7 separate regions of the Mus musculus genome follow, and all the other regions are linked to region 1. A link is a loop called in an ENCODE intact Hi-C map of the cell type or tissue named here. Cell type or tissue: heart. All regions are shown on one strand. Region 1 holds the start of Snrpe (small nuclear ribonucleoprotein E). Region 2 has its middle 5.5 kb from the start of n-TKctt25. Region 3 overlaps Ppp1r15b (protein phosphatase 1, regulatory subunit 15B). Region 4 holds the start of Zc3h11a (zinc finger CCCH type containing 11A). Region 5 has its middle 15 kb from the start of Ppp1r15b. Region 6 has its middle 37 kb from the start of Gm51648. Region 7 overlaps Mdm4 (transformed mouse 3T3 cell double minute 4).

Region 1 (4,000 bases):
CTTCTAACTACTGGGATTAAAGATGTGTGCTACCATACCCAGCAAGTGTATGGTTTTTAATGTATTTCTTTCCTTCCACTTTTACATAGAATCCAGGAATTGAACTCACATCACCAGGTTTCATTGCTAGTGCCTTTACCTGCTGAGTCATCTTGCTGGCCCTGGAAAATAATTTTGTTTTAAGAACAAAGAAATCATACAACATTTCTGATGAGTTGTAGAATCACTTAAAAGAATTGTTTATAGGATTCAACTAACCAAAGTTTAGGAATCAGAAAATGCATAAGCAAGTGGTGAGGTGTCTTTGCATTTCAGATGGAGTGGGTCTCTGTGGGTTCTCTCCACTCTGCCTTTGTGGGCAGTAAATGCTTTTTCTCATGTTTGGAGTGTAATAGATTCTCTTTAAAGAAATAATTTTCCCATGTAAAAAAATGTAAGTCTCTTTTTGTAGCTTAAAAATAGCTTTCAGCCAGGTGTGGTGGCACATGCCTTTCGTCTCAGCACTCTGGAGGAAGAGGCAGGTGGATCTTTGTGAGTTCAGACCAGCCTGGTCTGCATAGCAAGTTCCAGGACTGCCATGACTACAGAATGAGACCCTGTCTTAAAAAAAAAAAAAAAAAAAGCTTTCATCGTAATACTTTTATAGATTGGCGCTCGTGTTATTCTCATCTGAAGAAGACCTTAGGTAAGCAAATTTAGATTCTGTTATTTGACCTAAGTGGTATCTCCTAAAGTGCCAGCCAGTCCCCTTAGATGCCATCCAAAATCCTTTCAAGGCTCAGCTTCCTTGTTAGAAAGAGAATATTTAAATAAATGTTAAATATTAAATATTTTAAAATATTAGATAGACTTTGAACCAGGCCACAAGCCCTGTCCTAACAGAAAACTGAGTAGGCTTGCCTACTACTAACATAGGCATGGTTACTAACTAACATAGGCATGGTTACTAACTAACATAGGCATGGTTAATCAGGTTAATCAGTCCCTTTTCTTGCTACTTGTGTTGTGGGGTGGGGGACGAGGCTTTAACACACACACACACACACACACACACACACACACACACACACACATCCAGATAGCTCCTGACTTACAATTCTTCATCCTAAAGATGGTGTGAAAGCAATATGAATTCTGTAAAAAAAAAAAAATCAGACTTTGCATTTTAAATTTTGATCATTTCCCTGGTAAGCAGCTCTAGGTACTTTCTGGTGAGGTGGGGGGCAGCTGCAGCTTCAAGAAAGGCTGCTATGTTGTGTTGCTAAGCGATGGCATTGAGTAGACTAGGCATATACATTTTCAACAATTTTCTGTGTGCATGTGGAGGCCAAAGGATGTCATCAAGTGTCCTTCTGAGTCACTCTTCACCCTACCTTCTGAGACAGGGTCTCTCATTGAACCTAGGACTTGGCGATTAAGTTAGACTAGTTGGCCATCCAGCCCAGGCACCCTCCTTCCTGTCTCTGGAATTACAGGCATGTAATTTTGTGTAGGTGCTGGTTGACAGACCTCATGTCCCACCTACCGAATCATCTCCCCTGGGCCCAAGGTATCTGCATTAAATGCATTTTTTTTTAACTTACATTTCTAACTTACCTTAAGTTTATCAGGTTGTATACCATGTAGGTTGTTTTGTTTTGAAACAAGGCCTCATGTAGCTTAGATCTGGAACGTACTACTTAGCTTAAGGTCATACTCACCTTGCGCCTTCCACAAGCTGAGATTACAGATGTGTTCTAGGAGCACCTGTGCACTACTACCTCCCTGAATCTTCACCTCCTGTCCCCTTGCGGGACGGAGATGCTGAGGCCTAATGACTTAATTATCACCGGTCACACAACTGAGAGAGATCTGAGTCCAACAAGCCGATTTCAATACCTCCAAGCTAGTTAGATTGCCATCTTCAGTTGCCACTGCAACAGTTAACTCTGCATAAAGGTGATGAGGGTTGAATCTGTTATTGAACAAGCCACAACTCCACCACTGCTTCGGGCATGACCATCTAGACTAGCTCTGGGGCCCAAAACAAATAAGGGGAGTCTGCAGATGGTTCTGGACAAGATGCCGCCTCTAAATTCCAGAGCAGCTCTCAGAAGAGCACCTAGGCAGAGGCAAGCCTCTCAGCCTACCTCCAGGTGGCGCTGTAGGACCGACCTCGACTTCAAAGAGCGGTTGAGTCGGAAGGCCGCCGGCGGAGTCTATCAGCATAGAGAAAAAGCGGCTCCTGGCCTAGAGAGGCGTTCCCCAGGACCGGCCCGCGTCGCCGACGACCACTGCACTTCCGTTTCCGGGTCTTGCTTCCGGAAGTCGCTTTCCGAGGCGGCCTTCCTACTCGTGTGGTCTTTGTGACTTCCACCATGGCGTACCGCGGCCAGGGCCAAAAGGTGCAGAAGGTGATGGTGCAGCCCATCGTATCCTACGCTGCGTGAACTCGGGGCTTTGGGGGCCGTAGGCGCCGTGAGCGTGGGCGGGGAGCCGGGCAGCCCGCTGCGGGCCGCTTCCCGTGAGGCCCTGGGGCGAACGGGGAGGCAGGAAAGCGCGCGGAGTTGAAGGGCGGCGGGAGGCGGGAGGCGGAAGGCGGGCTCCGGGTGGACCCGGCCAGGCTGGCGATCCGCGATGAAAGCGGGGGATACCGAGGAGGAGAGGAGGATGTGGGCCATCGGGAAGGTTGGAGAAACGAGGGCGGTGGGGAGGGAGCGCATGCTCCCGGCGGTCGTTTGTGCTTGCGGATGTAGCCCGGCCGGACCTTGGGGCGCTGGAGAGTCCGGCGCGGTTGGGAGCGGAGGCTCCGCTGTTTGTGTAGTTCTTTTCCTTGATCGCCGTGCTGCAGAACCTTATCTTCAGATACTTGCAAAATGTACGTAAGTTGTTTCCTTACTGTTACTGAAATGAAAGTTGGGCCTGTTTGACTCTTTGTAACAAATTCTCTGTTTCTAGTGCTTAGACTAAAAAATTGGGGGGGGGGGAGAACCAGAGTTGAGGATAAGGTCACAGGGAAAGCGCTAATTATTAATATGTCCGTGCTGACTTAAGGATGCACACAGTTACCATTATTCTGTAAGAACAATGTAATTATATTTACTATTAAAATTACTCTGTAAGAACGATTTGTCATCGGATTTAGCAGTGACAGTTGCATAGTGCTTTTTCCATAGTTGGACTTAGAATGGAGAAAAGACACCAAAGCGGGGTTTGGGGGAGTGGGGGCGTTATATACAGAGAAGCGAGTGGCAAATGCTCTTCTTTGAGGAGATTTTAGCGATGTTTATTTTAGAGTGTTACAACACAGATGAAAAATCGTTTTAAGCCATTGTAATTTTTAATCGCCAGATTCGCTTTGTACTATCCTGTGAACAGTTCTAACTGTAAGTGTATTCATGCCAGAAGCAAAAATAAATTTTCAGAGTAGGAAAATTAGTTTGGACAGGCCTGCCCGAGCACTTATTAAATGTTTCTCAGCAGGTTAACCAGTGTTGCTAGCTCTTAGATGAAGACTAACTAGTTCTAGTTTTTGGCTTATATTTATTGGAATTTTTAAGATAAGTCGTTTATTGTGGAAACAAAGTAATGGAGTGGGATTTGTTTACATTTCTAAAGTCATTATTTTTATTTCAGAGATCTCGAATTCAGGTGTGGCTGTATGAACAAGTGAATATGCGGATAGAAGGTTGTATTATTGTGAGTACCCAGGCTATTTTTCCTCAAGTTGTTATTAAAAAAGACATCTCAGAAGATGGCCAGTAAGAACAATATACAAGGCGTCAAGGACCCAACCCAAAGAAAGCTCTTCAGAGCTGGAGTTATTTATTTAGCCTTTTCTCCTTGCTCTGGTTAATAGGGTTAGATAATACTTCTCTTAAGAGGAAGGGAAGGGAGAGGTTAGGCGGTGGTGGCGCACGCCTTTAGTCCCAGCACTCGGGAGGCAGAGGCAGGCGGATTTCTGAGTTTGAGGCCAGGCTGGTCTACAGAGTGAGTTCCAGGACAGCCAGAGCTACACAGA
Region 2 (4,000 bases), 570 kb after region 1:
AAAGCCAAGTACTTTATGAACTGAGCTATATCTTGGATTCTCTTGTCTTCTATTCTCCATTTCTCTCTCTCTCTTTCTCTCGGGGAGGGTAATTTTGTTGTTTTTGTTGAAAGAGAGGGTTTTTTAAACAATCCTTCCCCCACTGCCTCTTTTTTTTTTTTTTTCAAGACAGGGTTTCTCTGTGTAGCCCTGGCTGTCCTGGAACTCACTCTGTAGACCAGGCTGGCCTCAAACTCAGAAATCCGCCTGCCTCTGCTGGGATTAAAGGCGTGCACCACCACGCCCAGCACACCCCCACCGCCTCTTGAGTGCAGCAATTACAGGCCTGCACTGCTACAGTTGGCTCCATTGAAGACTTCTTGAAATGTCTTTTTATCACTATTTTATGTGTCTGAGTGTTTTGGCTGCATGTTTGTTTGTGTACAGAATGCATTCTCGTTGCCTGTAGAGGCCAGAGGAGGAGGATAGATTTCCTAGATCTGTAAGTTCAGGTGGTTGTAAGTCACTTTGTGGTGCTGAGAATCAAACCCAGGTCTTCTGGAAGAGCAGTCAGTATTCTGAACTGTGGCGCCATCTTTTTGACCCCCTAGTCTTTTTTAAGGCATGCAACTTTTTCATTTGTTGTAAATGGCTTCAGGGCCAGACACTAAACTGTGGGTTTAGAAGGCTAGAGTACTATTATTAGCAATGCAGGAGAGGCCAGATTGACACACCTGTAATCACAGCCTTAGGAGGCAGAGGCAGGAGGATTGCTGTACCTTTGAGGTCAGCAGATCAGCTGGGGAATTCCAAGCCAGCCTTCTCATTACATCATTATTCCTGACAGCCACATACCCGCCTTAAGGGGTCCATTAATAAATGAGCGTGTAAGGAAAACATGACTGATCCTTATCTAGTGCAGAATACTCTTCAGTTTTAAGAATGAAGGAAACTGCCTATCAGTGGTGGCACATACCTTTAATCTCAGCAGAGTCAGGTGGATCTCTGAGTTCGAGGCCAGCCTGGTCTACAAAGTGAGTTCCAGGACAGCCAGAGCTACACCAAGAAACCTAAAATAATAATAATAATAATAATAATAATAATAAAGTCTCATTTGTATCTGCACTAATGAACATAGGGGGAAATCACACTCCATGTGTTAAGTCAGATAAAGAGATACAGACAGTATATGATTTAACTTCTGTGGAATTCAGACAGTTAGACTGACAGAAGCAGTTGGGGGCTGAGGTTGTGCTGGTAGGGGAGTGACAGGTTATTATTCAGAGGAAAGAAACTTTGAGCTTTGAATTTGGGGGACTCTGATGTACAGCATAGTGATGGTAGTTAATGGTGATGTATTGATCTCACATTCTAACTCCCCCACACACCACTAAAAGAACTGGTGGGAACTGGGCACACACATTAATTCTGGCAAAGTGTGAGGCGTGTAGGAGGAATATAAATTTGACACCAGCCGGTGCTACACAATGAGACCCTGTCTTTTTAAACATGTATTTAGTTGTGTATGTGACTGCTCTGTCTTGTAAGACAGAAGAGGGTATCAGGATCTCATTGTGGATGGTTGTAAGCCACGGTGTGGTTGCTGGGAATTGAACCTCTAGAAGAGCAGCCAGTGACTTTGACGCTGAGCCATCTCTCCAGGCTCTAGTGAACCCTATCTTTAAAAAAAAAAAAAAAAAAAATTCGAGCTGGGTGTGGTGGCGCAAGCCTTTGATCCTAACACTCGGGAGGCAGAGGCAGGCGGATTTCTGAGTTCGAGGCCAGCCTGGTCTACAAAGTGAGTTCCAGGACAGCCAGGGGTACACAGAGAAGCCCTGTCTCGAAAAAGAAGAAAAAAAAAAAAAAAAAAAAAAAAAAAAAAAAACAACAACAACAACAACAACAAAAAACACTCAAAATAGCAGCAGTCTGAAAATAATTAGTGGGTGAAATTAAGCCTGTGACACCTACAGAAGGCCCACCTGGGCTTGGCATCGAACACTGGAAATCTCAGAACTCCAGGGAGGAGGAAGGGGGATGAAGAGTTTAAGGCTAGACTGGGATACATAGACATCTCAAAACTCATAATAAACAAGGGCTAGACAGAGAGAGGGATGGCTCAGCCATTGAGCACCTGCTGCTCTTTCGGAGGAGTTGGTTCAGTTGCTGGACCCACAGCAGGTGGCCCAAGAAACTCCAGTTCCAGAGGTTCAGCACCCTCTTCTGGCCGCCACAGGCGTGTTCATCACACAGTGACAAGACAGACAGGCACGCATACACATACATTCAAAAATAAAATAAATAAAACAACAGCAGCCCCAGAGAACTAGATGCTCCATGTGCAGAATTTGTGAGTTTAGCCTGCCCTCTAGTGGACACATTAAATCCAGCAGTCATGCAAGAAACAGTTTCAAGAAGCAGGCAAGATGTTTGGTTCTAGGTAAGGCAAGGTGTGAGACGACACCTGTGATGGTGTTTCCACACAACATACACGCAAAGCAGAGACATTTATTGCTGCCTCAGATGGGCCCTGCTGTGTTAATTTCCTCCTCCTCCTCCTCCTCCTCCTCCTCCTCTTCCTCCTCCTCTTCTTCTTCCTCTTCTGAGACAGGGTTTTTCTATGGATCCCTGGCTGTACTGGAACTAACTCAGTAGACCATGCTGGCCTCCAACTCAGAAATCCACCTGCCTCTGCCTCCTGAGTGCTGGTAACAAAGGTGTGCTCTACCACTGGCAGGCCAAACGTCTCATAAGAGCAACGTTGTCCTCCTTAGCCTGCCCCAAGCCTGGCCACAGTCTCCCCATTTCCCTTCACTTCTGCCAGCGAGTGTGGCATGTGCTCTCCAAGTTCCTTTCAGATTTGCTGTGTTCCTCCTGGCCACCCTGCTCAGTGAGCAGTTCACTGGTTGGCCAATCTCATTTAATCAGTTTAACTTGAAACATCTGGCTTTATCATCCAGCTGTGACAAGGCCTTTGTGGGAGGAAACCATGAAGGTCTCTTTATTCCTGTTTCTCTCAGGCATCCTGAACAAGCACTGTTTCCCTTCCCATAAAATGTGGTGTGCAAGGTGTAGTATTCCACAATTTTAATCCCAGCCCTCTGGGGGCAGAAGCAGGCAGATTTCTGGGAGTTTGAGGCTAGCCATAATCTACATAGCAGCAGGTTCCAGGCCACCCAGGGCTACAAAAATCCGGGAGTGTGATTCATCCCACACCTCGAACAAAGAGACAGAGAAACATTTTTCTTGCTTGAGATATATAACTTGCTCAAGAAATAGGTCCAAGTAATTAAATAGATAGATATTTGTTTAGCTCATTACAGTTTCTTCCATATGGCTGACAACTGCTTCAGCTCCACTCTGATAATGTAGTTTTCTTATTGAAAACTCTAGTCCCGTCCATTTTATAAATCATACTTGTCAGGGTCCGGGGTCACCCCACAAACCACATGTATCTCAATCAGATGGGGATAGTTTATTGAGCATTCACCCCGGACTGACTGATCAGGACCACAGAGCAGACTCCAAAGCTGACCACAACCTTGATCCAGAATCCTACTGAGCTTTTAAGCCTGACATCCACAAACATCTGTGCCAAGTTATTCCACCAATTAGAATTCACGGATAGGGGGTGTGATGGTTTGTATATCCTTGGACCAGGGAGTGGCACCATCTGAAGGTGTGGCCTTGTTGGAATAGGTGTGACCTGGTTGGAATGGGTGTGTCATTGTGGGTGTGGGTATAAGATCCTCACCCTAGTTGCCTGGAAGTCAGTCTTCCACTAGCAGCCTTTGGATGAAGACATAGAACTCTCAGCTCCTCCTGTGCCATGCCTGCCTGGATACTGCCATGCTCCCACCTTGATGATAATGGACTGAACCTCTGAACCTGTAAGCCAGCCCCAATTAAGTATTTTTTTTATAAGACTTGTCTTGGTCATGGTGTCTGTTCACAGCAGTAAAACCCTAACTAAGACAGGGGGTTTCCTTAGGAACAAGTCTGTGATGGTTTGAATATGCTT
Region 3 (4,000 bases), 480 kb after region 1:
CCGAGTTCAAATCCCAGCAACCACATGGTGGCTCACAACCACCCGTAATGACATCTGACACCCTCTTCTGGTGTGCCTGAAGACAGCTACAGTGTACTTACATATAATAAATAAATCTTGAAAGAAAAAAAAAAGATTTAAAAAAAAAGAATTTTAATTAATGTCAGGTAGCCAAGGGCTGTAAACTAACTACCATAGCTAGACACAACCTCTTCCAAGTTTTGATTCTAGTTCATAGTCTACCGTTCTAAACTAAACTGAGACATGAGGTTGGCCTCAGTTATTCAAAGGCATGAAAACGAATTATGAGGTCGTGTCCCGTCCCGTCCCCCCCCCCCCCCCACCAAGACAGGGTTTCTCTGTATAGCCCTGGCTGTCCTGGAACTCACATTGTAGACCAGGCTGGCCTCAAACTCAGAAATCCACCTGCCTCTACCTCCCGAGTGCTGGGATCAAAGGCGTGCGCCCACCACTGCCCGGCAAATTATGAGTTTTATTCTCATTTGTGTTTTGGTAACTTGGGCTGGAGGTGTAGCTAGCTTAGTGGCAATGTGAATGTTTAATATGCAACTGGTTCACAATTTCAATGCCCAGTATCACAAGACAAAACAATCTTGCAACTCTTCTACAGCAGATCTTATACTCCCACTAGGGAAGGAAGCAGATCAGGGCTGTGAGATCAGGGCTGTGAGAGCTCACTGAAGTCTAGTCTGGTAGCCCTATCCCGCCCAGCTCCATCGCATCGCTAACTTCGGGCAGGGCAGAGTGGAGTAGAGCAGAGAGCTCTCCAGAGCCAAGAACTCACAGCACTACTCCACTGTTTCCTGCTTGTGCCCTCAATAGCTGTCTATCCTGAAGAGTATAAGGAGTGCTGATCAAACTTCATTATAAATATTTATAATTATAAACAAGCAAATATAGAGGCTTTCTATACCACTCTAAAATTTATTTTTTAGCATGCCTTATGCCTCTATAGACAAGACGTAAGGTTACTACCATTTGGATATGTCCAAGAATAGTTTTTAAAAAGCTAGGCCTGGCTGGGCGGTGGTGGCACACGCCTTTAATCCCAGCACTTGGGAGGCAGAGGCAGGTGGATTTCTGAGTTCGAGGCCAGCCTGGTCTACAAAGTGAGTTCCAGGACAGCCATGGCCATACAGAGAAACCCTGTCTCCAAAACCCAAAAAAAAAAAAAAAAAGCTAGGCCCTTCAGACCCAGGAGCTCGCTCGCTCACACACTGTCCCTGACAGGCACTGGAGCTGCAGAATAGTTCAATGATAACTCACTCACTCACTGCTTTCTCTTTCCAAATGAAAGCCTAAGAAACTCCCTCAACAATAGAAGACATCTTTGTATCAAATAGTAACCCAGCTGAGTAAGCAGTGAGAAGCTAGGCAGCTCAAAGGACTCTGAACTCCAAGCAAGCTCAACCAAAGGACTGCCCGGTGAAGTTTTAAACAAGCCGGGAGGCTCACAATCATCCCTGCACTCGGGAAGCTTGAGACACCAGGCTCAAAGGCCAGCTTGGACTTCACAGTGAGGTCTTGTGTTACATAAGAGACCTAAAAAACAAACTGGGCTGGAGGTTCCGGACAGCTGGGAACACAACTGACTGCAGGAAAGCCAGGTGTATGCCCCACCCCCACCCCCTTTTTGAGATAAGGTCCTGCTCATGTATCTTTAGCTAGTCTGGAACTCACTAGGTAGACCAGGCTAGACTCCAAAACTCCAGAACACCCACCTGCTTCTAAAGTACTGGAATTACAGGCACACACCACAGTACCACTTTCAGGGCAAACAACTGAACAAACCTAATTTGCTGCTTGCTAGTGTTATTCCTCTGGATTCCAATGGATAGGAATAAGGACACTGTAGCCATGAAAATAAAACATTATATACTTTCAAATAAAACACATGCAAAACCATTTCTAACTTTCAGGTTCCACCAACCAAAATGACACCCCTGCTAACATCTAATACTGGCACCTTTCATTTGGAGAAGAACATTTCTCTATATTGGGAAGAAGGATCACACTGGAGTATTTCTCAATTCAAGAACACCAGCTCAGATGCCTTCCTCAAAAATGTGCACAACTGTGCCTCCAGAGGCAAAGTCATGCTGCTATAGTAACCATATCAAAATAGAGCAAGTTATTAGTCATGTAAAAGGGAACAAACCTTTTTTCTCTTGATATGGGTGTATCTTTCTCCAGCAAGAGCCTCACCCAGCCCACAGCCTGGACAATTATCTTCTTGGCTCTCTAACAGCTGGGCCTTACAAGAAAGTAAGGTATGATGGCCAGAGAAGGCCACTGTAGCCTCAGAAGAGGCCTTTGAGTCCTGACGGCCTTTCCAATTCTTCCCTGACGGTTGAAAAGGAGCCTTAAAATTTAAAAGGTTGTAGGGGTCCTCAGAATGACAGAAAGAGTTCCACAATTTAAGATTCTCTGCTTCATCTGCACTCGGTTCCCAGTCATCTTCCTCCCCGGAACTATGGTCGGGGGTCTCCGGAAGGGGTCCCTCCTGACAGCTCCCTACACCACAGCTGCCAGACCAGGATGTCCCTGAATCTGATGGGTCTCTGGGGGCAATTCTGGCAGCCGTCTGAATCGTGGCTGTAAAGTTTTGGGGGTTGTAAGGATCTACACTGTGGAAAGAGTTCCAAAGGTGAAGGCCTTCCGAGTCCTGTTCCACGTCTGATTCAGACAGGGAGCCATCGCTATCAAAGCCATCGTCCTCAGGTTCCTCGCCCCAATCCTCACTTTCAGAATCAGAGCTGGCTTCCAAGTCACTGGGGGCGCCTCCCAAAATATAATCTATCAGTTTGTTGCTACAAACTGGTCTGGTAGAAACAGGAAGGCTCTCTCCTCTATCTGAGAGGTCAGTTGCATTAGTGTGGTCCTCTTCACATTCTTTTTCCACGGGTAATTCACAAAACAGACTGCTTCCCTGGGGGCTCTGTGAAACTTCTTGAATCACCAATTCTGGTTTTTTCTCAGTGGGCTCCGGCCTGTCTGCAGCAGGGGACACCGCCTGTGCTGGGTTATCTGTGCAATGTTGTGGGTCCATCCGGAGAAGGTTATGTTCCTCCTCCAGGCTATGATAGCCATTATCTTGGTCAGGGGTGGGTAACTCTTGCCCTTTGTTAGCCTGGAGGAATTCTAGCCGTTTCATACGAAGGTGGTGGATTTCCGGCAGGCCTTCTGTAGAGAGAGGCGGACACCTTCTCCAGGCGGTTGCCGACATCTCTGCCCGCAACGGCTGAGGGTGACAACCATCTTCAGAAAGATAGCAGCTCTCTGGGGTTAGTGTTCGGAAACCCACAAACTGGCCACCTCCAGCGCTGCTCTGACAGCGCAGCCCTAACTGGGGAAGGTAGTCCAGGTAGGAAGGGTTCAGGAGATAGGAAACTACCTTGAAATTACCTAAGCTCTGAACGCTCAGAGGCCCAGAGGATGAAGAGTCAAGTTCTCGGTGGGAGACTAGACCAGCTTGAAGGCTACTGGGCAGCAACTCCACTCCCCACAGCTGCTGCTCCAGGAGGAAAGTGGGCGCTGCAGAGTCTAAAGCTCTTTCCTGGGCCTTGAGTTTTAACTCCAGGTCTGAGGACGAGCACTGCCACTGGAGTCCCTCCTCTAGCCAATCAAGAGAACTGACAACCAAGTCTTCCGAAGAGTCCAGCCGCAGTGAACTCAGAGACTTCTGCACCGTGGGAGCGGCAGATTCCTCCCGTCCTCTCAAAGCTCTCAGGGCGCTGTAACTTGCGGCAAAATCTAGCCATCTGGTAGGAATCAGGCCCCCGAAAAGCTGGCTCCAAAGCAGCAGCTTCTGGAATAGGCTAGGGAGCAGGGCAAGGAGCTGAGAAAGCAATTTGGTCCAGTACCTGGTCCGACGCTCGGGCAGAGCGGAGTTCCCGGGATTTTGTCGAGAGGAAGGCGGCGGGAACTCCGAAGAGCAGGCGTGCGATCGCCGAAGGAAGGGCAGCCGGAACCAGGAGCC
Region 4 (4,000 bases), 51 kb before region 1:
TTTGTTGTGGATTTTATTACATAGTCTTGATTAGCCTGTGGTGATCTTATGTTATTGTGGCATAAGAGCTGGAATCAGGGGTGTATACTACTATACCAGGCCCAGAGGCCATTTCTTTCCCAAAAACTATGTGCGCGAGCGTGTGTGTGTGTGTGTGTGTGTGTGTGTGTGTGTGTGTTTCTGTCTGTCTTCATATTAAAGAAAAAGTACAAAATAACGTGAATAATGAGAGGTAGTTGCTCATATTTTTTTCCTTCTTGTCTCTCAACCTTCGTAAATTCCTCCTTCCCCACTGCTCTTCATAACTTCCTGACACCCCCAACTTGGCGATTGAACTTACAATTTTATTTTCATTTTTTAAAAGTGATTGTTGTCGCCGGGCAGTGATGGCACACGCCTTTAATCCCAGCATTCAGGAGGCAGAGGCAGGCAGATTTCTGAATTCAAGGCCAACCTGGTCTACAAAGTGACTTCCAGGACAGCCAGGGCCACACAGAGAAACCCTGTCTTGAAGAAAACAAAAACAAAAACAAAACAAAAAAAAGATTGTTGTCTGATGGGTGTTCCTGTCACAGTATACTTTTAAATGTCAGAGGACAACTTTATGGGTTTTGGGGATGGAATTGAGGCATACATGGAAAGTGCTTTACATACTGCACGATCTTGTAACTTTCTTATCAAACATGGATTATTTTTCTAACACACGTTGTTTTAAGAAAACAAACAAATGGGCTGGAGAGAAGGCTCAGTGGTTAAGAGCACTGACTGCTCTTCCAGAGGTCCTGAGTTCAATTCCCAGCAACCACATGGTGGCTCACAACCATCTGTAATAGGATCTGATGCCCTCTTCTGGTGTGTCTGAAGACAGCTTCAGTGTACTCATATAAAATAAATAAACCTTAAAAAAGAAAGAAAGAAAAAAAGAAAGAAAGAAGGAAGGAGAGAAAGAAAGAAGGAAGGAAGGAGAGAAAGAAAGAAAGAAAGAAAGAAAGAAAGAAAGAAAGAAAGGAAGAAAGAAAGAAAGAAAGAAAGACAGACAAAACTAGCCAGGCATGGTAGCAGATGCCTGTGGCACTAGCACTCAAGGAGAGGAAGAATTGCTAAAGATTGGAGGCTAGCCTGGTCTACAGAGCAAGTTCCAGGTTAGGAGTTCATAGTATATCTGTCTCAAAAGCCAAAACAAACAAACAGATAAATGTGATTAAGTAAAGGAAAGCATCCAGAGCAGAACTTCTGCTATGGAAGTCCTTCAACTTTGCAAGAGAAAAGTAGTTTTTGTTTTTGTTTTTGTTTTTGTTTTTGTTTTGTTTTGTGATACAGGACTCTCTAAATAGTCCTGGCTGTTTTGGAACTCACTATATAGATCTGGGTGTTCTCAAACTCACAGAGACTTGCTTGCCTCTGCTTCTTAAGTGCTGCCACAACAGGTCAGTTAGTTCGGAGCTAATTTTTAATTAAATGTCTATCAGGTTTGGAAGGCTCATTATACACACTCTGGTTAACATAAATTGAATGTTTGGTATCTGGTAGACAGGTTTCTTGCTTCTCTCCTTGATTTTACAACAAAACAAAACTTTCGTGAAGAATAATTTTCTGATAGGCATCCGGGTCCACAGAAAGAAATTCCGGTCCCCGTGCCTCCGTGACACGTGACCCTATGACCCAAGAAGCCATTTTAAGGCTGGCCTCATAGAGGAAACTACAACTCCCAGAATGCCTGCGCTTTGCGTCGTGCTGGCACTTTCACTGGCCCAGCCTTAAAGGCGAGCCTGTAGCCGGGCGCCATCTTTGACGCTGGCAGTCCTGGGTTTCTGCTTGTTCGGCTGCTGTGAGGACGGCGGGCGACCGCAGCTAAGAAAAGAGAAAGACGTGGCAGCACGCGGGAGTCGGAGACATTGTCATCGGTTCGGTAAAGTTTCTGTTCTCTGGTAACTAGACCCATTTTTTGATTCCCGGGTGACTTGGGGCCTGGGAGGGAGAAGAGGGCGAGGGGAGTGGCAGCGGCCTCCCCTCGCCCGACTTTCGGCCTAGCCCGGGAAGTCTGAACCGGGCCCATCAGCACGGCAGCTACCCGGACTCCCGCCGGCGGCCCCGGCCTGCTGGGCTCCTAGGCAGACTTCAGCTCACTTTCCCACCCTCCCTGCCCCCACCCGCTCCGCCCCACCCCCACGGCGCCTGCTCCCTTACTTACCAACCTCTTCCCCCTCCCCCCACATCCGGTGTTCCCGAACCGGGATTCCCGGGTAGCCCCGGAAAAGCGACTGTTTCGGACCCCCGGAGGGGGAACTGACACTAGGTTGCTCTCTTCCGGGAATCAGTTTCTTTAGTTAGCTGGCCCTCCCTCCCGAGATCAGATCAAGTGCCTGGACCCGACTTTACCTCCTCGCCTTCCTCTCTAGGGTCCCACTACTTTGGAGGTTTTCTAATATTCCACATACAGAGTCGAATTCTGGTATCCTATTCCCATTCCCTACCCTGATTACTCTCCCGCCCAAGCCTTCATCCTCGAAGTCAAGAGCTACAGGGACTCTTCGTTCTTGTAGGATTGGTGAGATCGTACGAAGAACACCCCTTAGACGCCCATAATCGGTGCGGATCCCCATGGGGAAGGCTCGTTTTGTTGACATCTACCAGGCTTTGGTTCTGAACCCAGAGAAGGCGGCTGTGCAGCTAGTGGTAGCCATGCTTTCGTAGGGTAAACGTGTTGGTATTGAGGGGAGGGGAGGGGGCCCACGGAAAAGGAATGGAAGTGGTTTAAAGCTTATTTTAGTTTGGCTGCTCATAGAATGTCAATTTATGAGTTATTTACAGGTTGTATGTAATGTTGCTTCAGTCTAAAAATATGAACTCTTGATAGAAACCGTAAATGAAGAATATAGCTTGTTACCTTGTTTTGAAATTTTATTTCCAGTTAATTTTTCTTCAGCCACCTATAGTTTTCAAAATATCAGAACAGAAAGGGCACAGCTAGCGCTTACTGCTAATGCCTAGTATGTGGAATCTGATTTAGCTGGCCGGAATTGACTTTTTAGGTTGTATTGGCAAGTCAGTCTTAAATGATGACTGTTGAGTGGTGCACTAAGCTTAAGTGAAATTTCCTGAAAATATTCCCGAAGTTAAGGGAAAGCCAGTGTTGTTGTCGTGTGGATTCACTAAAAGTACATATTTTAAGAACTGAAGGCATTTCCAGCAGATGAAGTTCTTGATTCGGCAGCAAGAACGTGAACCTGCAATTTGGAAGACTTAACCTTTAGCTGCTCCAGATCCCATGACGGTGGGAAAATGGGCCTCGGTTCTCTTTTCTATAACATAAGGACACTGGACGATTTGAATTTGAAAGTTACAAGAACTCCTAAAGCCCTGCAAGACAGAGTTTGGGAATGTTCTCCATTGCTGTCATTTTTCCTCCAAAAATAACCTGGCTTGGAAATCATCAGTTGAAAGGGAATTTGACTCCCCATAGAAACTGGAGGAAAGGTAATACAAGTGGAGAGGGTCAGCTGTATTTCTGCCAGAGTAATAAACCCACTGAGAGGTTCTGGTCCGCATTGTGGAGACATAAAGAGAATGAGTGTATGTACTCTAAGTGTACCAGTTTCCTCAATCTCTCCTGGCAGAAGATGCAGTACTTTTGGTGATGCTGGGATTCTGGGGTGCGTTTCCATTAATTCAAACACAGACGAAGACGATGTGGTAGAGGGAAAGATGGTGGCAGAAGGAGCGAATAAAGAGACAAAATTGCCTGCTAAAAAGAAAAGAAAGAAGGGTTTGCGAATTAAGGGGAAAAGACGCCGAAAAAAATTGATTCTTGCCAAAAAGTTTAGTAAGGATTTGGGGTCTGGGAGACCTGTTGCTGATGCCCCTGCTTCGTTAGCTTCCGGTGCCCCTGAGCAAGATGAAGAAAGTCTTTTTGAGGGCAACATAGAAAAGCAAATCTATCTGCCTAGTACCAGAGCCAAAACCTCCATTGTGTGGCACTTCTTTCATGTTGACCCCCAAT
Region 5 (4,000 bases), 460 kb after region 1:
TAAACAATAAAGAATTAAAATATAACAAATGGATGAGTTATAAAACGTTTTAAAATAAAAACCCAAGCAGACAAACAACTGTCCAAATCTGGAGGTTGGAGCTGGGGTTAGACACGAAAGAGCAAGAGGGGAATTTTGACTGTGGTAGTGTTTACACAGCTACTGTTACAACGCAACTTGGCATGAGGGCTGTTTGGTTGTAGGAGACTCTCAGGAACCCTTTGGGCATAGAGATGACATCATCACCAGGAAACCTTTAGAGGAAAAATGAAACCTGATCAAGAGAGGCAAACCTTCCAGGGGCCCTGAAGCGGTCTGTGCGGAGTGGGAGGGTAGGAAGGGGCACTAGTGGACTAATTCCTCATCCACCTGGGCCAAGGTAGAAAATGAATTGCAGGAGCACACAGTTGCCCCCCAGTCCCGGATTCCCCAGCAGGATTTGCCTCTATAAAAAGCATCCTCGATGGGCGTGGTGGCACAAGCCTTTAATCCCAGCACTTGGGAGGCAGAGGCAGGCAGATTTTTGAGTTCAAGGCCAGCCTGGTCTACAAAGTGAGTTCCAGGACAGCCAGGACTATACAGAGAAACCTGTCTCAAACAAAACAAAACAAAACAAAACAAAACAAAACAAACAAAAAAAGCATCCTCCTTCAGGCAATGTTGGGTACACCCCACCCCTACCAACCCTCCACTCCCATGGCCCCACCTCTCACCAACTGAGAGGTCACTCTTGGAAAGTTATCTTGGAGAAGGAACTCTACTTAAAGGTGACTGTCTACCCCCCCCCCATTAACCCCCATCCCCCACCCACCCACACCCTGCACGCTCCCCCGCACCGTCTTCTCAAAAAAAAAAAAAAAAAAAAAAAAAAGATCAGAAGTACAAGAAAAAGAAACCTTTTATGCAAATTCCCAGACAAAGGAAAGTGCCCATCCTCTTTCTGAAGTCAAATCAAACAAACCAAGAGAGATGCATTGGGTGATACTGCAGGAAGTCGCCTGGGTCACTGCAGGTACAGGGAAATCATATGCAAACACGCGGAGGACTGACTCAGGGACACAGAATGGAAGGACGTAGAGCAGCATTTCATCTACATCTGACTTTGGCTCATTTGGGGCCAATACCAACCCACCAAAGTACAGCCTTAAGTCTGCTTGGCCTTGGCTGTGTAGTTGCCACGGGGCGGGGTGTGTGTGTGTGTGTGTGTGTGTGCGCATGTGTGTGTGCGCACAATCAAATGGCTCGTGTTTTTCCTCCTCGCAGGCCAGTCATGTGTACAACTCCCTTGGAACCACTGCCCCAGGGTGGAATGCGCACAGGAGGCAAGTACTATAGCTGGAAAACTCTAGAAACTGTCCGAGCCCCTTCACTCATTTGCTGTGTTTAGCAGGAAGAACACCCTCGTTTATTTGTGTTCAAATATAAACTTTGGGTTTCTAATAAGGACCAGCCCCACTTCCGGGTAGTCACCTCAAGAAGGTGGAGTCAGGCTTGAATGGGCAGGCAAGCCAGAGCCAGGCAGGGGTTGTTCAATAAGGAAGGAGACCTTCCAAGGGAGCAATTGCCATTAGACTGTCAGTAACCACCGGCCCATCCGTCACTCTGACCTGGTGAGTCAGCGCCATCTTGTGGATTCAGAGGAGCATTGCTGGGAATCCAAAGTCAATGTTAGCAGTCTCCAGGGTGATATAGTCTTTTCATACATCGTATTAATTCTGGAAAAGAAAAGCCCCCACTGATTTGTTCACGTTTGAATTCATAAATTAACAGGAACCCTATCAGTGACATTTAAATTAATTGATGTTGTGTCCCTGGCCACACTGAGTTTTATAATTACATTCTACAAATTAAACCTTACTGTAGCTTTTCTCCAAGGACCTTTAAGTTCTATGTCTATTTCCATCCCCAGTTGTGGCCTGTCTGATTCTAAACAGACATTGCTGTGTCGACCACATTGCAGTAAGGGCTAAATGAGAGGTGACGTGAAGACAATGAACATACTCAACACATAGTTATCGACAAGAAGCCCCCAGGCACACTTCTGTATACCCGCTCACGCCAACCACTACTCTCAAGAAGTTTGCTGATAGGTGGAGGAGTGGCCAAGAAACAACTAGAAATGTTGACAAGGTGAGGTCAGAGAAAGCTGTAATTTTAATTGGTAATATGAGAAGGAGGGCAAGGAACGGAGAATAAATAAGGCCCTCAAGTGTTTCTTAAAAGTGATATTTGAGAGCCAGAGGGTAATTTTCTCCTGGGGTGTGTGTGTGTGTGCACGTGTGTGAGCATGTGTATGATGTTGTTTTGATTGTTTTGAGACTGGTCACTCTTGGCTGCAGAGTGACTTCAGTAGTCTCCCTGTGTCACAGCTTCCCCATACTGTGACAATAGGAGTCAGCCACCAGGCCTGGCTATTGAAATTTGCTTAAAACAAAACCAAAGACCCGGGCGTGGTGGTGCTCGCCTTTAATCCCAGCACTCAGGAGGCAGAGGCAGGCGGATTTCTGAGTTAGAGGCCAGCCTGGTCTACAGAGTGAGTTCCAGGACAGCCAGGGCTATACAAAGAAACCCTGTCTCGAAAAAAAAAACAAAACAAAAACAAAACTGGCAAGGCATGCCTTTAATCCCAGTATGTGTGGAGCAGAGGCAGGTAGATCTCTAAGTCTGAGACCAACCTGGTCTATAGAATGAGTTCCAAGCCTGGAAGCCCCACTACACATTGAGAAATTGTCTCGAAAACAAAACCAAGGGGCTGGAGAGATGGCTCAGCAGTTAAGAGCACTGACTGCTCTTCCGAAGGTCTTGAGTTCAAATCCCAGCAACCACATGGTGGCTCACAACCACCCATAATGAGATCTGACACCCTCTTCTGGTGTGTCTGAAGACAACAAGAGTGTGTATTAAGATATAATAATAAAATAAATCTAAAAAACAAAAAATCAAAGCTGGAGAGTTGGCCCCTGAGTTAATAGATCTGGGTTCTTCCAGAGGACCTGGGTTCAATTCTCAGCTCCCACCTGTCAGTTAACAACTATCTATAACTCCAGTTCTAGAGGGGATCTCCTTTTAGCCTCCTCAGGCACTACACACACATGTCCACAGACATACATGCAGAAATACATCTTTTTTTTTTGTTTTGTTTTTTTTTTGGTTTGGTTTGGTTTGGTTTGGTTTTTCGAGACAGGGTTTCTCTGTGTAGCCCTGGCTGTCCTGGAACTCTGTAGACCAGGCTGGCTTCAAACTCAAAATCTGCCTGCCTCTGCCTCCTGAGTGCTGGGATTAAAAGCATGTGCCACCACCGCCGGGCACACAAATACATCTTAAATAAAATAATTAATTTAAAAAAACATTATGGAAGCCAGCCTGACTACGCATAGTAGTGTACACTTTTAATCCCAGCACTCAGGAGGCAAAGGGTCTCTGAATTTGAAGCTAGCCTGGTCTACATAGTGAGTTCCTAGTCAATTAGTGTTACAGAGTGAGATTTTGTCTTTTTGTCTTTTTTTATTTATTATTATTATTATTTTGTTTGTTTTTGTTTTTGTTTTTTGTTTTGTTTTTAGAGAAAGGGTTTCTCTATATAGCCCTGGCTGTCCTGGAACTCACTCTGTAGACCAGGCTGGCCTCTAACTCAGAAATCCGCCTGCCTCTGCCTCCTGAGTGCTGGGATTAAAGGCATGCGCCACCATGCCTGCCTCCCCCCCCCCTTTTTTTAAAGAGCCTTGGGTCTATATATTAAGTTCCAGACCTTGTATTAAAAAAGTATTTGTCTTTTGAAAAGTTGATTTTATTTTTTGGTGTGTACATGCTCTGCCTACACCTGTGTACTGCATGCATTCAGCGCCCTCAGAGGCCACAAGAGGCCATCAAATCATAAACTCTCCCTCTCCCCTTCTCCCTCCCCCTTCTCTGTCTCTCTGTCTCTCTGTCTCTGTCTATCTCTGTCTCTCTCTCCTCTTTCTCACACATGCACATACAACACACAACATTCATATCCTGG
Region 6 (4,000 bases), 430 kb after region 1:
CTGGTACAGGTGGGGCCGAGTCGGCTTCCAGGCAGCCAGAAATGAGGGACTCTTGGGGAGTCCCTGGCCTTGAGAAGTTAATGGAGCAAAGTGGGGTTGAGAGAGATCCCAGTACGCAAGAGGGGAAGAGAAGGGGACAAGGACCCCCAGCTCAAATGCCATGCAATCTTAGGCAGCTGGAGAGGGCAGCCAACAGACAGGCCCGCTGGGCGGGTTTCCTCTTTGGCAGACAGAGCGAGAGCTGCAGACAAGGCTCTGGCTCACCCAGAAGCCCAAGCCAGAAGGGTGGCTGCTTCTGGAGGACACAGGGGCTCCGGGGGGAGGAGGGTGAGAAGCCAAAGGATGACTGGGCTGGGCACAGTGCCTTCCTGCCAGGGAGCAAAATGGAAGATGTATGAGGCCTTATGGGGCTGGCAGGGTGGAGGCGGCAGAGCTGAGAAAGCAAACATGCCTTGCCAAGTCTAAATCTCTCCTCTGTTAGCCCAGCCGAGAAGCAAACTGCTCCTGAGAAAGGCTGAGGAGGAAGCTTAAGGAAGAAGGAGCCCCAGAGAGAGCACCTCTGGGGTCTTGCCTTCCCATTCCCAATACAGTCTCATCTCACTCACTCACACCTTCAAAGATCATCACTACGCCACACTCCCCACTGGCCCTGGGGGTCACTAAACTGGTGGACTAACTTCCCCTCCGGGCCCACTTTTCCCTGGAGACCATGCCCACGCTCCTTCACCCAGAACCCACTAACTGGGAATCAGGGAGGAGGCCCGATAGTGAAGTTGTCAAGACTCAGGTTCCAGACTCAGCTCCACCCCTGACTAATGCAGCAGCTTTGAACTGGGCACTTGACCGCTGAGCCTCAGTTTTCCTCCTCTGTAAATGAAGTTTGTTGGCAGTGCAGATCACCCCCTTGCCTTCTCTCCTGTCCAGAGTGACATCTGCCTTGCTTGAGACAGAGCTGGTAGGATTCCTATACCAGAACTTCTGTCCTGTGCCTTTCTCTCGCCTCCCCAGGTGACCCACAGGTTGAGGGTCTGTCTGGACTCTTGGTGACCTGCACAGCCTCTGTGGAAGTACCAGAGCTTCATCATCCGGCTCTTGAGTATCTGTGGGTGGAGCCCTGCCTTCGGTATCTCTGCCTTCCAGCAACCCCTGGAATGGCCTGAGCAGCTCCTGGATGTACTAGGGGTTCAAGTAGGTGTCCAACCAACTGCCCATCTGGCACTTCCTGCAGGAACTGTTCAGACCAGAACAGGAAGGCACGCCAGAGCTGGGTGTGGTCCCTGGGTGGAGGAGCAACAAGTGTTATCAAGGTGTGGTTCTGTCGTCCACCTCTCTGCCATGTCTCCTGCCTAGACACCTCTACAGGGAGAGGCACTCTTAAAGACAGAAGGGACCGGTTCTACAACAGACTGCCTGTGCAGGAAGCAAAAGACCAGGGCCAGATCTCTTATTGGCTAGGAATTGCTTTTACATAGCTGGCTCATAAGTCTCAGAAAGCCTCCAGACCCACAGTGACAGAACTGCAGTAAAGGAGGGTCAAGATGGCGCTCAGTTCCTTGCAAGTGAGACAGTGGGTCATCACTCAAATCCCTTGGAAGGCATGGTCTGCGGACCATGTGTGCTCTGCTGCCCTCCTGTGGATCAGTGCAGTAAATGCACACAGGCCACAGTGAGCTACACCACCTTCCACTCCCTATTTGTTTATTCTCCTCTCAAATCCCCTCCTTGGAGGTGACACTTTTTTTTTTTTTCCGAGACAAGGTTTCTCTGTGTAGCCTTGGCTGTCCTAGAACTCACTTTGTAGACCAGGCTGGCCTTGAACTCAGAAATCCGCCTTCCTCTGCCTCCCAAGTGCTGGGATTAAAGGCGTTCGTGCACCACCATGCCCGGTTTGCAGTGACACTTTTAAAACCTCAACACACTGGAGTAGTACAACAGTAGCAGGTCCCATAAGACCCGACCCTCGGATGCCATTAAGGATCCGGCTTAATGAGATACAGTTATTGTCCTTGTTAAATACCCAGCCCAGCAAATGTGAAATGTGCTAGAAGAAACATCACCCCAAATTATCCCAACATCTGATTTTTTAAAAATCACTTCTTGGGAATCCATGTATGGAGTCATCAGTCCCTTTACATCCCAACCAAATGTCAGACGCCTTGGTGAGAAGGGATTGCTCATGGAAAATAAGGCATTCGGGATCCATTCGTTCATTGACATGCTCATTGGTGAGGGGTATGAAGCCCCAGGCACCAAGAATGCTGAGTGCCATCTTGATAAGAACACAGCGGTGAAACCACTTCAGCTTTCCTGTTGCTAAAACGGAGATGAGAGAGCCTCGCTTACCAAGGGATTAAATGAGGCAATTCAGTCAAGTCCTGAGCTCTGAGAGTGGCTCCTGCTTTCACAAGCTGTGGATATTTTTATTATTATACACAATAAGACAATATTCTCTCTCTCTCTCCCTCTCCCTCTCCAGACTTCATGAGCATCCCTGGGTTACCCCTGCCCCTTGAGGGGTCCTCAACCATGGTCTGGAGATGGTCCTAGAAAAGCCGATCCCCATCAGCTGGAAGCCTGTTCCACTTGAGAAGTCTACACCCTTGGAGACTGGTTCCCACACGCACAGGGCTTCCACAAGTGGAAAGGAGGTGGATGAGGGGGGAGCCCCAGAGCCTTGGTATGGCAGGGGAAGAGCGAGGAGCAGACTGGGACCACAGACTCCACAGGGCTGAGAAAGACAGAACTGAGCCTGGGCAGGAAACCTGCACATGCTGGGGAGCATAATTCAGGCCTTAAGCTGTAAATGATGGAAATGTGGAAGGGTTTTAGTTTTAGCAAAGAATGACATGAACATCTTATATTCTTGGGGGAAGGGGGAAACACTCTTGCAAGAAGACCACCAGAAAGGTCTAGGTAGGGATGAACTCGGATACGGCTGGGAGCAGCCAATGAGACAGGAGGAGTGAAGGACCCACGGGGTCGGGGGCAGGGGAGGGAACGTGAGGCTCCCTGCTGTGGCGTTCTGCTTCTAAGAAGGATGCAGAGAAAACAATTCATGTGGGCTCACACTCTGCTGAGAGTTACAGACTGGTAGCTGAATCAGTAATTAGTTGTGTCCCTATTTATATTCCATTTTTTTCTCACCCACCCACCTATTTCAGTAAATGCCGGGTTCCTATAATGTATCGGAAAGATTCTAGGATAACGGAAAACAATGTGAGCAGAGGCTGTGCTCGAAGATTACCCAGCAACAGAGTACTACCAAGAAGTAAACACGCTGGCTTGGGCTTGGCGGTGCTGTGCCTAGCATGGGTTTTGGCCCCAGTACCACAGAAGAACCAATCGACAAGTAGGAGCCAGAAACCTGGATATAGGAGGAAGAGAAGGTGCCCAGGGCACAGGGGACAGTACATGCAAAAGCCCTGCTGGGTCTGAGGTGAAAGAGGCAAAGAGAGGTGAACTTCAGCATAGAGCAGTCCTGAGAAGGTCACAGAGGTGGGCGCGTCACCCCATCTTAAATAGTACGTTTTAAAATTATGTGTCTGTGTGTGGGTATGTGCACACGAGTGCAGGTGCCCACAGGGGCCCCCTGGAGCTGGAGTTACAGGCAGTTGTGAGCTGCCTGCAGTGGGTGCTAGGATTTAGTCCTGTTCTCCGGAAGGGCAACGTAGGCTCTCTTGACTGCTGAGCCACCTCTCCAGCCCCTGGGTGGTAAATGTGAAGGATGGGCGAGATAAAACACCAGGAGAGTGTTCAGTAAACAAGCCCAGCAAGGGAATGCTTACCAAAAACTATCAAGATGATGTCCTGAAGACTGAGAAATGTGCAGAGTGTTTATGTCAAGCAAGGGCTGGGCGTGCCCTTGCAGAGAGTCAGCTGTGGAGCCGTGTGACGACAGAGCGGTTTCCAAATAGGTCATGTGCAAAAGGGCTTTTTTTTTTAACTGTAAAAATATGGCTAACACCGCAGGGCAGGGTGGGGCATGCTTTTACTCCCCATA
Region 7 (4,000 bases), 590 kb after region 1:
TGTGAGCATCCACTTCTGTATTTGCCAGGCACTGGCAGAGCCTCTCCGGAGACAGCTCTATCAGGTTCCTGTCAGCAAAATCTTGTTGGCATCTGCAATAGTGTCTGGGTTTGGTGGTTGTTTATGGGATGGATCTCCAGGTGGGGCAGTCTCTTGATGGTCATTCCTTCAGTCTCTGCTCCGAACTTTGTCTCTGTAACTCCTTCCATAGGTATTTTGTTCCCCCTTCTAAGAAGGATCGAAGTATCCACACTTTTGTCTTCCTTCTTGAGTTTCATGTGTTTTGCAAATTGTATCTTGGGTATTCTGATTATCTGGGCTAATATCCAGTTATCAGTGAGTGCAGATCATGTGTGTTCTTTTATGAATGGGTTACCTCACTCAGGATGATATCCTCCAGATCCATCCATTTGTCTTAAGAATTTCATAAATTCATTGTTTTTAATAGCTGCGTAGTACTCCATTGTGTAAATGTACCACATTTTCTGTATCCGTTCCTCTGTTGAGGGGCATCTGGGTTCTTTCCAGTTTCTGGCTATTATAAATAAGGCTGCTCTAAATATAGTAGAGCATGTGTCATTATTACAAGTTGGAGCATCTTCTGGGTATATGTCCAGGAGTGGTATTGCTGAATCTTCCGGTATTACTATGTCCAATTTTCTGAGGAACTGCCAGATTGATATCCAGAGTGGTTGTCAGATACACTTTATTTAGCTGGGTCCTCATTGGTTGTATTTGTAGGTTGGTTGGTTGGTTGGTTGGTTGGTTGGTTTGTTTCTTTCTTTCTTTCTTTCTTTCTTTCTTTCTTTCTTTCTTTCTTTCTTTCTTTTTCGAGACAGGGTTTCTCTGTATAGCCCTGGCCCTGGCTGTCCTGGACTCACTCTGTAGACCAGGCTGGCCTCAAACTCAGAAATCTGCCTGCCTCTGCCTCCCAAGTGCTGGGATTAAAGGCGTGCGCCACCACCGCCCGGCTAAATATGCTTTTAAGACAGAATTCCTTAAGATGCAAAGGATCCTTATAACCACTAAAAAAACAAATGTCAAGCCAGTACAGCATAAGACATACACATCTTTGATTAAATTCTTAAATGAATGAATCAGACTAAAGCTATACTAGGCTAAACAAACCAATCTAGTAGCATCATAGTTGGAAATTTCATTGTATCTCTTGCTACAAGCAATAAGAGTGTGTAAGATATTTTCAAAAGAGCCTGACTTAACCAATATGAATTTTACAAGCATTTGTTAGACACAGCGGCTGAGTGTCGGGGTGGGGTGGTTCTGAACTTCAGTCCTTGTGCAAGTCTTTTTTTTTTTTTAAGATTTATTTATTTTTAAAAGATTTATTTATTTATTATATGTAAGTACACTGTAGCTGTCTTCAGACACTCCAGAAGAGGGAGTCAGATCTCGTTATGGATGGTTGTGAGCCACCATGTGGTTGCTGGGATTTGAACTCCGGACCTTTGGAAGAGCAGTCGGGTGCTCTTACCCACTGAGCCATCTCACCAGCCCCAAGATTTATTTTTTTATTATTTATTCTATATAAGTGAGGACTCCATCGCTGTCTTCAGACACACACCAGAAGAGGGTATCAGATCCCATTACAGATGGTTGTGAGCCACCATGTGGTTGCTGGGATTTGAACTCAGGACCTCTGGAAGAGCAGTCAGTGCTCTTAACCACTGAGCCATCTCTCCAGCTCCTTGTGTAAGTCTTAACTACTCCCCAGCCCCTTTCTTCTTCAGGGACCTCCCCCTCCCTCTACTCCCTCTCCTCACTCCTGGAGTTTCTCCGTGTAGCCCTGGCTGTCCTGGAACTTTTTCTGTAGACCAGGCTGGCCTCAAACTCCTCTGTCTACCTCTGCCTCCTAAATGCTGGGATTAAAGGTGTGTGGCACTATACCACCTGTCTCAGGGAACAATTTTATTTCATTTAACTTACGTTTTTCTAGTTAATTTTATTGAACATGGATTCATTTCATAACTGACAACCACTTGTGAAACACTGAATTTTCAATTTGTGTTTCTAGTTCTTTATTTTATCCTATATATTTTATTTCATTTTTTTTTTTTTTTTGCTATCACAGCTAGAATTTTTTTTACCCCCTCCCCCCCCAAACTAGACTTTTAAAAAGAGATTTATTGGGGCTGGTGAGATGGCTCAGCGGTTAAGAGCCCCGACTGCTTTTCCGAAGGTCCTGAGTTCAAATCCCATCAACCACATGGTGGCTCGCAACCATCCATAATGAGATCTGGCGCCCTCTTCTGTCTGAAGACAGCTACAGTATACTTACAGATAATAAATAAATTTTTAAAAAGGAGAGATTTACTTATTTTTATTGTATGTGTATGGGAGTTTTGCCTGCATGTATTGTGTGTATGTGTACTGTGTGTAAGCAGTGCCCACAGAGGCCAGAAGAAGGCATCAGGTCCTCTGGAACTGGGGTTACAGATGGTTGTTAGCTGCCGTGTGGGTGCTGGCAACGGAGCTTAGGTCATCTGCAAGAGCAGCAAGTGCTCTTCTTTTTTGAACCATCTCTCCAGCTCCTCAAATGGTCTTTTTTTTTAGAAGTTTGGCTATCTAGAAGGCCAAGTCCTTCCCTCCTTGTTCTTTTGGAAGGGACTTGCATTCTTAGCATCTTAACTCTTCTATATACATTTTTAGCATTTTGAGGTTCTATAAAAATCCCCAAAGCCAGGAGTGGTGGTACATTCCTGTAGTCTTAACCCTTAGAAAGTAGTCAAGCTGACTTAGTAGTCAGTTCAAGGACATAAGCTTCAGAGTAAGACTCCTACCCCACCCTGCCTGAAAACAGAAACAAATAACAAAAAGTGAACATCAAGAAGAAAACATTTTAAAATTCTTGTATTGATTTTTTTTTTTTTTATTCTGAATGAAATTATACTGAAAGTAGATCAGGGACTGGAGAGATGGCTGAGAAGTTTAGAGTGTTTACTGCTTTTAAATTTTGAGAGGACCAGAGTTTAGATCTGAGCATCCATGTTAAAACTACTGTAACTCCAGGAGGTTGGACACTTAGTGTTCTGTTCCTTGAAGAAGCACCATAACCAAAGCAGCTCTATAAAGGAAAACACTTACTTGGGGGCTGGCTTATAGTCTCAGAGGCTTAGTCCATTATCTTGGAGGGGAGCATGGTAGCACATAGGCAGGCATTGTGCAGAAGTAGCTCCGAGCTTTAGAGCCTGCCCCTTAGGTGGCAGGCAAAGACCCTGGCCCTGGCTTTGGAAACCTCAGAGTTTCCAAACATGACCCCGGCTATGTAAACACAGTGCTTTATTCTTTAGAAGTCCAGCGTGCTGAGGTCTCCCCACTAACCAAGATAGACCCCCAAAGTTAGCTTGCAGGCCCAATTTAAAGCACATTAGGGGAATTCTGGGGTAGGTGACCACTATTTTAACCAGTTGGGTCCATCTCTTCTGGAAATTCTAGAAGCATTACTGGAGTGTGGGGAAACTTTTGCTGACCCATTGTGCTTGCCTCAGGCTGTGGTGGGGCAGCTTCTGACTAGCTGTCTTAAGCCTGGGGTTTTTTCAGTAACTGACTTGTCTGGGCTTGTCTGGCCTTGTCTAGTTCTTGGAAACAGATTTAGGCTTAGTCTCAGTAACTGTTACTTTGAAGCCTGTCATGGAATCACCCTATCTTATCCCTCCCAGTAAGAGAAGAATTAAGTAAATGCAGTCAAACAGTTATCTCTCAAATTACATACAATGCTCTTTTTCCTTTTTTTAAGCAAGTAAGCCAGTTATATATTTCTCAGGACTCCACTTTGAAGAAAACAAGGGAATGAAACTATATTTGAGATGATGATAAGATTCTTGGAGCTGAATTATAGGCCATTGTGACTACCCTACCCTTCATGGTCCTATGCAGTAGCAGTGGTCATTCTTTGCAGATTTTTATACATTTCAAAGTTCCAGTATGTGATAGCAGAAATGTTTTTTGTTTGTTTTTGTTTTTTTCCGAGATAGGGTTTCTC

Evidence for each region. A loop is a pair of places that touch in the nucleus more often than their neighbours do. Peaks named below come from ENCODE experiments on the same cell type or tissue, not always from the same donor. Only the 100,000 strongest peaks of a DNase experiment are listed, where the experiment ranks them.
Region 2: it touches region 1 in a loop (2.5-fold over the local background); 9 of 42 quality-filtered maps call a loop at or near these places.
Region 3: a loop joins it to region 1, with 3 times the contacts of the local background. A loop is called at or near these places in 11 of 42 quality-filtered maps.
Region 4: it touches region 1 in a loop (4-fold over the local background); 2 of 42 quality-filtered maps call a loop at or near these places.
Region 5: a loop joins it to region 1, with 3 times the contacts of the local background. A loop is called at or near these places in 11 of 42 quality-filtered maps.
Region 6: a loop joins it to region 1, with 4 times the contacts of the local background. A loop is called at or near these places in 23 of 42 quality-filtered maps.
Region 7: a loop joins it to region 1, with 5 times the contacts of the local background. A loop is called at or near these places in 9 of 42 quality-filtered maps.

The regions. Positions count from the first base shown.
Region 1 is chr1:133,608,575-133,612,574 of GRCm38, reverse strand. Snrpe (small nuclear ribonucleoprotein E) reads left to right here and starts at 2,295. Exons shown (of 5, transcript NM_009227.3): 1 at 2,295-2,411; 2 at 2,831-2,857; 3 at 3,616-3,678. The coding sequence starts at 2,358. In heart, a CTCF peak has its summit at 2,128 (motif pointing right); DNase peaks (open chromatin) are centred at 1,774 and 2,314; H3K4me3 peaks cover 2,038 bases; H3K27ac peaks cover 1,625 bases.
Region 2 is chr1:133,037,943-133,041,942 of GRCm38, reverse strand. No RefSeq gene overlaps it. Among named protein-coding and RNA genes, the nearest start is that of n-TKctt25, 5.5 kb to the right of the region's middle. In heart, a CTCF peak has its summit at 2,346 (motif pointing left); a DNase peak (open chromatin) is centred at 2,272.
Region 3 is chr1:133,131,795-133,135,794 of GRCm38, reverse strand. It overlaps Ppp1r15b (protein phosphatase 1, regulatory subunit 15B), which reads right to left. Exons shown (of 2, transcript NM_133819.3): 1 at 2,180-4,000. Among named protein-coding and RNA genes, the nearest start is that of Ppp1r15b, 2.6 kb to the right of the region's middle. In heart, no CTCF peak of the experiment used is centred here; DNase peaks (open chromatin) are centred at 1,514, 2,714, 3,074 and 3,734; H3K4me3 peaks cover 3,934 bases; H3K27ac peaks cover 2,178 bases.
Region 4 is chr1:133,659,165-133,663,164 of GRCm38, reverse strand. It overlaps Zc3h11a (zinc finger CCCH type containing 11A), which reads left to right and starts at 1,766. Exons shown (of 18, transcript NM_001276767.1): 1 at 1,766-1,928. Zbed6 (zinc finger, BED type containing 6) reads left to right here and starts at 2,280. Exons shown (of 1, transcript NM_001166552.1): 1 at 2,280-4,000. The coding sequence starts at 3,568. In heart, no CTCF peak of the experiment used is centred here; DNase peaks (open chromatin) are centred at 1,724, 2,224 and 2,514; H3K4me3 peaks cover 2,508 bases; H3K27ac peaks cover 1,978 bases.
Region 5 is chr1:133,143,773-133,147,772 of GRCm38, reverse strand. No RefSeq gene overlaps it. Among named protein-coding and RNA genes, the nearest start is that of Ppp1r15b, 15 kb to the right of the region's middle. In heart, a CTCF peak has its summit at 1,640 (motif pointing left); no DNase peak of the experiment used is centred here.
Region 6 is chr1:133,175,247-133,179,246 of GRCm38, reverse strand. It overlaps a transcript of Plekha6 not described here. Among named protein-coding and RNA genes, the nearest start is that of Gm51648, 37 kb to the left of the region's middle. In heart, a CTCF peak has its summit at 1,637 (motif pointing left); DNase peaks (open chromatin) are centred at 276, 1,136 and 1,536; H3K27ac peaks cover 358 bases; H3K27me3 peaks cover 516 bases.
Region 7 is chr1:133,019,887-133,023,886 of GRCm38, reverse strand. The region is part of intron 1 of Mdm4 (transformed mouse 3T3 cell double minute 4); the gene reads left to right. Among named protein-coding and RNA genes, the nearest start is that of Mdm4, 3.5 kb to the left of the region's middle. In heart, a CTCF peak has its summit at 2,268 (motif pointing left); no DNase peak of the experiment used is centred here; H3K27ac peaks cover 518 bases.